3 separate regions of the Homo sapiens genome follow, and all the other regions are linked to region 3. Evidence: chromatin loops called from intact Hi-C (ENCODE). Cell type or tissue: endothelial cell of umbilical vein. All regions are shown on one strand.

Region 1 (2,500 bases), 260 kb before region 3:
TTTTGTTCTCAAACTCAACTTTCCTGTTCCTCCTTGCCCCTAGTTACTTTAAAACAGCCTACCCCGTTCCCATCAGCTCTAATCAATAACTCACATCTGTTCCCTTGGTTACCTGTACCCATTGTTCCCCCAAAACTGCACATCTCACATGCTCCACCTCTGTACCTCACATCCCCCTCCCCTTCTATATTTAGAAAAATATGTACAAGCAGCCAATCGGGTCAGCTCAGACTGTGCGGTCCGACCCCAGCCCATGGGGGAGTAACACAGAGATAGGGACCGCATTAAGGATAAAAACCTCCTGGTCTCCTTTGTTCTCTGTGCTCTTGTGATCTTGATTGACGTGAGTGGCACCCTTCTGCAGTAGTAAATTGCCTTGCTGAGAGAATTAAAATTTTGCCTGAGTGCTGGTTTTACTTCACGGCACCAAGCTTTTATTCCGGGAGCATTTTATATCCAACAATTCTAGGGGATCGTCCGAGATCCCCATGCTCCTTTTGGAAGAGTTCTTCAGTCACCCTACCCTGGGGAGACGCGTCCCACTGCCCCATTGCGGTGGCCTCAGGGACAGGAGATCGAGACCCACCCATTTTGACGAATAAACCCGGACTCTCAGCAACGCGGGGAAGAGAGGCTTGCAATACCGCAGCGACCAGGTAAACTCTGTGCACAGACCAAGGTGGGAAACGTTGCAGGGGCAACAAAGTAATTCTTTGGTAGTCGGAGGGGTGTGTCAGGGCATTCTGGGGGTTGAAAGTGCATGAATGGTAACAAGCACTACTGCTGTGCGGAGCGAGTGAGTCCAATCTGCGGTTCTGTGGTCACCTCACACGGCTTAGGGCAGCCCTGCGGGGGTCCTGTCACAGGTTTATACGGACCTGCCATCAATGCTAAGAGGAACCTGAAACAAACCTGCGAGGGAAGCGGCCAGAGTGGATGAAGCGAAAGAAGGGTGCAAGGAACCTCCAGCAGGTGGAGCTAAAGGATAGTGGAATTGAGCCTTAGCCACACTTCCAGTGAGGGATAGGCAAAAGACCTCCTAATATGAGGGGTTGAGCCACAAGGAACCCCCCAAATAGGCAAGAGATCCTTAATTTGAGAGGCTGAGCCACAAGGAACCCCCAAAATAGGCAAGAGATCCTTAATATGAGGGGTTGAGCCACAGCAAGCCCCCCTAGGCAAGAGATTCCTATCACGAGGGATTGAGCCTAGCCAGGACCCAGTATAGGAAATATTACAAGCAAAAAAGACAAAGTTAGCAACAAAGATATCCCCCCTAATAGTCCCCTAGGTCTCATGTTAAAACATTAGAAAGATAATGAAAAGACTAAACATAAGAAAAAGCAATTAGTGATAAAATATTGCTGTTCCATTTAGACTCAAGAACGAATCCTTGAACCCTTAGTTTTCTGGCCAGAATTTAAGTCGAATGAGGGATGGATTTGTGAACTTCTAATAGAAAATGTTGCTAGTAGAAGACCTGCCTCCTGAGAAGAAACAAATTATGCCCTATGTTAGTTGCAAGGAGTTGTCCTTTCCCCTCCTCCAAGGATTGAAAGGAGCAAGTCAAAAACTAATATTTGGAGGAAAATGAGTTGTACATGTGCCCTATTAAGATAGAACCATCTTTAATGAAAAAGACAGTGAAGGAAGGGGCTTGGGGGATCCTAGCAAAAAGAACAACTCGCAAGATCCCCTAGACCATTCCCCACCTAATACCCAACCCTTCCCCTCAGGCATCGCCCAGTAAGTCTGTTCTTCCCCAGCCTAAGTCCCTCTCCCCTAAAGAACTCCAAGCTCCTAATTCACCAGATGGCTTTTGCCAGGCTAGCAACATGAAGGATCTGCCGCAACATGTTGTCAGCGTTGTCTGGCCCATAGTGCACCCCTGCAGCGGCAAAGCCCATGCTCCTGCCCACTGGCTGGTCCAAGGTCCTGGCACTGTATTGACGGCAGCTCTGCATGACATGCGAGCCAGGCCCCAGCCTATGCCCCATGCAAACTACATTATAGGATATCTGCCTTACTTTGCTGAGGCTAAGTAATACGGGGCTTCAGCGATGGCTCCAAGCAGCCTGGCATCCCCGCAGCTAAGTTTCCTGAGCAAGAAGTAGATAATCTTTCAGCGGATATATCCACTAGCATTTATTATAGTCAGGCCAGTGTTAAAAGTGAAAATATCCACCAGAAAAGAACTCTGATTCTTTAAAGTCACCTATGTTAAAATGTACCACCAAAAAAGAATTACATGTGTATAAATATGAGGCTATTCTGTTAAAAATGATAGTTTAATGTTACTAGTAATTTGCTTAACCTAACAAGTTTCTTAACGAAAGATCCAAATCTAAAAAGGAAGCACACATGTTTAGATTTAACTGATTACCATACAAATGTCCGGCCAAACTTAAGAGAAACCCCCTTCAAAAATGATTAAAGGAAAAAGGATTCAACAGATGTTCAATAATAAATAGAGAAGTTCCTAGAGAAATAAAATTTAAAA
Region 2 (2,500 bases), 330 kb before region 3:
TTTAGCATGAGTGACTCCATTTTGGTCTGATCTGGTTTCTAAGTGCCTAGTGCAGAAGCTCAGTCCAAAACAATGGCCTCCCATAATGTTCATTTTAACATTTTCTTTATACTAATACATTATATCAGGTCACCTCAAATGTCACCTCCACAGAGGGTTCTTCCTCTCACCTCAGTTAGTCCTACTTCTTTCCATTCAGTTTTTTGTTACACTGCACTTTTTAGGATCTGGGAAATCTAATCAAAGTTCACAGGGTTTATTGCTTATTCTTTTTCTTTTTCTTTTTCTTTTTTTGAGACAGAGTCTCTCTTTGTCGCTGCCCAGGCTGGAGTGCAATGGTGTGATCTCGGCTCATTGCAACCTCCACCTTCCAGGTTCAAGCGATTCTCCTGCTTCAGCCTCCTTAGTAGCTGGGATTACAGGCATGCACCACCACACTCAGCTAATTTTTGTATTTTTAGTAGAGATGGGGTTTCACCATGTTGGCTAGGCTGGTCTCGAACTCCCAACCTCAGGTGATCCACTCACCTCAGCCTCCCAAAGTGCTGGGATTACAGGCATGACCACTATGCCCAGCCAGGTTCATTACTTTTTAAAAATCAATCTATGAAAAATTAAATTGGCCAGGCATGGTGCCTCAGAACCTGTAATCCCAGCACTTTAGGAAGCTAAAGTGGGAGGGTCACTTGAGGCCAGGAGTTGGAGAGCAGTCTGGGCAACACAGTGAAACCCCATCTGTACAAAAAATACAAAAATTCGCTGGGCTTGGTGGCGCACACCTGTGGTCCCAGGCTCTACTTGGGAGGCTGAGGTGGGAGAATTGCTTGAGTCCGGAAGATCAAGGCTGCAGTGAGCTCTGTTTGCACCACTGTACTCCAGCCTGGGTGACAGAGGGAGACCTTGTAAAAAAAAAAAAAGAAAGAAAGAAAGAAAGAAAGAAAGAAAGAGAGAGAGAGAGAGGGAGAGAGAGAAAGAAAGAAAGAAAGAAAGAAAGAAAGAAAGAAAGAAAGAAAGAAAGAAAGAAAGAAAGAAAGAAAGAAGAAAAGAAAAGAAAAATCATGTAAATGAAACCAAATTCAGTGATGTTACCTTAACTTTTTTTCTTTTTTCGGGTAGAGACAGGGTCCCACTATGTTGCCCAGGCTGGTCTCAAACTCCTGGCCTCAAGCGATCCTCCTACCTTGGCCTTCCAAAATGCTGGTATTACTGGTGTGAGCCACCACACCTGTCCTACCTTTATTTCTAATAACTGATATGCCTTACATTAAAAAGTCTTTTAGAAAACACCTTTGAGCCATTTTCCAGATAGGGGAAGTCAATGAAGCTCCCTCTTGTGGTGAGGGCGACTTTAACATCCACACATCCTGTCTGGGGGACTGGATTTCTGAGTTGTGCTGAGACTTAAGAGTGGAAAAAAAGTCTACTCTTTTTCCTCTGCTCTCACACAACACGGAATACTTCTGTGACCAAATGCAAATATTTGAGAAGTGTCCCCCACATGCCAAGCAAAGCATCAATTCTGCAACTGACTCCAGCTCGATGTCTTCTAGTTCCAACACTTTCTACCTTTACATAAGGTACAAAACTGCCTCAGAAATCATCTGACCATGTGTCCCGGTTTGCCAGTGATAATCCTTGATAGTACCTGTTGTCCCAACATAGTTTTTCATAGCACCTCATCTTGCCATGGTTATCTGTGTCTGAACAATGAATATGTATGAATACTTTCACACATAAGCAAAATTAGGTTTATTAAATGAAGTTTCCAGGAATGTTCAAATTTCAACACCTGATTTACCTTATCACAAGTTATGGCTGTGCTAATTTCTCCAGGAAATATTCACAGAATATTGAATTTATCATTGTAAGGTGTGGAGCAATGAAGATGCCCAAGAGGCCAGGCGCACACCTGTAATCCCAACACTTTGGGAGGCTGAGGCTGGAGGATCACTTAAGCTCAGGAGTTTGAGATCAACCTGAACAACCGAATGAGACCTCATCTCTACCAAAAATAAAAAACTAGCCAGGCATGGTGGCAGGCACTTGTAGTCCCACCTACTTAGGAGGCTGAGGTGGGAGGATTGCTTGAGTCTGGGAGGTTGAGGCTGCATTGAGTAGCCATCGCACCACTGCACTCCAGCTTGGGCGACAGAGTGAGACCCCGTCTCAAAAAAAGATGGCTAAAACATAATTTTTTTTTTTTTGAGATGGAGTCTCACTGTGTCTCAGGCTGGAATGCAGTGGCACGATCTTGGCTCACTGCAAACTCTGCCTCCCGGTTCAAGCAATTCTCCTGCCTCAGCCTTTCAAGTAGCTGGGATTACAGGCATGCGCCACCATTCCTGGCTAATTTTTGTATTTTTAGTAGAGATAGGATTTCACCATGTTGGCCAGGCTGGTCTTGAACTCCTGACCTCGTGATCCACCTGCCTCAGCCTCTCAAAGTGCTGGGATTACAGGCATGAGCCACCGCGCCCGGCCTGCCTAAATCATAATTTCT
Region 3 (2,500 bases):
CCGGCTGCCGGCCCAGCCGCACCCTGCGGCCGAGGGGACGCAGGGACGAGCTGAGACAGAGGGATTCGGGTCCCAGATCCAGGAGGCGCGGCGAGGAGGCCCAGATCCCACCACAGCCGCTTCCGGCCGGTTCCACCCAGCCCCTCCCCCGTCTGGGGACTCCGGCCCCATACACTCACCATTTCCCGGCTTCTGGGTGTCCCGGTGTCCTCTCTAGGGCTCCCGTGAATAGTGCGGGTCACGGTGCAGGCGGCAGAGCGACAGAAGTTGTGGCAGAGGGACCCGGGGCCTCTCGGAGTAGGAAATCTGGTATCCCGACAACAACCTGCATAGCAACAAAAGTAGAAGCTGGAATGGGCCTCCTCCTTCCGGACGGACCGTTGGCCGGGCTCCGCCCCGGCGCTTCTGATTGGACAAGGTACAAGGCCCCGCCCCCTCAGAACTGAGTGACGGCAGAAGCCCTGGGTAACGAGCCCTGCAAAGCCGGACTGATCGGTTCTAGCCACAGCTTCTCTCTAAGGGACAACTCCTTCCCTGAGCCCTGGTCATTGGATATTTTCTTTTCAGCCAAATTTGCTCCTGATTTTTACACAGGGCACTATCTTCTTCCTCATTCAATGGGCTGTCAGTGCTTCTTCGTCCTGCACAGGGTTGTAAGTGTGTGCAGGGAATTCCAGACTGAGTGTCCAATGGAGCGATGTGCTGACCTCAGAGCAGGAAGGGGAGCCCAGATCAGGCCAGGCACGACTGCACCAAGAAGGAGAGGCAGTTGTCCTTCAGGGGCCCGGAATTAGGGATGAGACATGGCCAAGGCTTTCACACATCTCACCCCACCTCACAGTGTGGAAACTCTCCCTCCTTCCAGACCTTCATCTTCATCGGCAGAAAACTCTCACTTGGTGATTTTAAGCTTCTGACCTAAATAAACTGTCAACTGCATAAGCCCCTTCTCCAGGAGAGGTCCCAAACAGTTATTTCCCTGAACTTGATCTTTACGGATTTTCTTCAGATATGCAAATTACAGTCTGACCCCAGGGACTCTATGCATGTCAAACCCAAAACACTGCTCCCGAAAACCGCCCCAGATTCCAGATGTACAGCCGCAGAAAGGACAGAACTCCTGAAGTGCACCTGCACGTGGGTCTCCTGCTTTCCAGGGCGCTGCAGCATGTCAGAACCCACACTCTTTCTGGATCTGCTCTGAGCAGCTGCAAGCCACCTGCAGGGGAGGGCGGCTGCCCAGGAAGCACCCAGAACTCCACTTCACTCCTTGGCAGGATCCATACTAGCCTCAGCGTCCCGTCCCTGGCGTCGGTCTCTGCTGCCCCCTGCAGGTTATTCACCTGCTTCTCACATCATTCATCAGTTTCCATGAGACAAACATCCTCAATCCCACTGCGAGAATAACACACGAGCAAAGCTCTCCTCCAGTGTGTATGTATAAAGTCGAGGAGGAAGTGTCCAAGATTATTTAACTGCATGAAAGTGAGGCAGTAGTGGCTGGGCGCTGTGGCTCAAGCCTGTAATCCCAGCACTTTGGGAGGGCGAGGTGGCTGGATCACCTGAGATCAGGAGTTGGAGACCAGCGTGACCAACATGGTGAAATCCCGTCTCTACTAAAAATACAAAAATTAGCCGGGTGTGGTAGAGCCCACCTGTAATCCCAGCTACTCGGGAGACTGAGGCAGAAGAATCGTTTGTATCAAAGAGGCTGAGGTTGCAGAGAGCCGAGATTGCACCACTGCACTACAGCCTGGGCAATAGAGCGAGACTCTGTCTCAAAACAAAACAAAAAAACACACAAATGTTTAGTCATGTTACTTATTTCTGGTTTCCAGCCTGACTTTATAACATTCCTGACTCTGGGACTCTCCAGCTCTCCAGAATTATGCTTTGAAGAAAAAACAAGATAGAGCACAGGGCCCACATGTCTCTTATAAACTGTGAACCAAAATATTACATAGCAGCCATCTGTCAGAACTGCTTCCAGGCTATTGTCCTCAGTCACAATCCTAAATCAAACTCACTTTCTTTAACAAATTTAATTTTTTTTCTTCAGTCCACATGAGTAATCTAAAAGAAACACATAGACAGAAGAATCTCTTTATTATCATCTTTCTACCAAGTCAACATCAAGCATTAAAAAAATGTAAAACAAAGTGAAAACCATCCTTCTCTGATTCATCGTAGACCCAGAATCTGCCAGTCACCAACACCTATCTTCATTTTCTCTATTACGGCCAACTTTTATCTAAGAGATATCATAGGGGCATATTTAATAGAGTTTGTCATTTTGTGTTTTATGAATTTTAGAGGTTTTTTTGTTTTGTTTTGTTTTGAACTTTTATTTGCATTTTCTTTTGGCTGAATTTGTTTGTCTCTTAAGTTTATGTTTCTTCTGGGGTATCTTTTTCTTCCGTGCATCCTCCTTTTCTGCTTTTGGAACAAGGTGTTTCTTTTCACTAAGCATCATCTGGATGTGGCAGGGGAGTTTGTGGAT

Evidence for each region. Hi-C counts contacts between places; a loop is a spot of excess contacts. Peaks named below come from ENCODE experiments on the same cell type or tissue, not always from the same donor. Only the 100,000 strongest peaks of a DNase experiment are listed, where the experiment ranks them.
Region 1: a loop joins it to region 3, with 23 times the contacts of the local background. A loop is called at or near these places in 73 of 110 quality-filtered maps.
Region 2: it touches region 3 in a loop (5-fold over the local background); 8 of 110 quality-filtered maps call a loop at or near these places.

What each region holds. Positions count from the first base shown.
Region 1 is chr19:11,880,426-11,882,925 of GRCh38, forward strand. No RefSeq gene overlaps it. Among named protein-coding and RNA genes, the nearest start is that of ZNF69, 6.1 kb to the right of the region's middle. RefSeq lists an enhancer at 896-1,075. In endothelial cell of umbilical vein, a CTCF peak has its summit at 943 (motif pointing right); a DNase peak (open chromatin) is centred at 966.
Region 2 is chr19:11,810,983-11,813,482 of GRCh38, forward strand. No RefSeq gene overlaps it. Among named protein-coding and RNA genes, the nearest start is that of ZNF440, 2.0 kb to the right of the region's middle. RefSeq lists a silencer at 1,282-1,391. In endothelial cell of umbilical vein, a CTCF peak has its summit at 1,352 (motif pointing left); no DNase peak of the experiment used is centred here.
Region 3 is chr19:12,140,001-12,142,500 of GRCh38, forward strand. It overlaps ZNF20 (zinc finger protein 20), which reads right to left and starts at 350. Exons shown (of 4, transcript NM_021143.4): 1 at 180-350. The coding sequence starts at 182. ZNF625-ZNF20 (ZNF625-ZNF20 readthrough (NMD candidate)) reads right to left here. Exons shown (of 8, transcript NR_037802.1): 5 at 180-325. It also overlaps the pseudogene RPL17P47. RefSeq lists a silencer at 1-136. In endothelial cell of umbilical vein, a CTCF peak has its summit at 1,332 (motif pointing left); DNase peaks (open chromatin) are centred at 411 and 1,311; H3K4me3 peaks cover 744 bases; H3K27ac peaks cover 306 bases.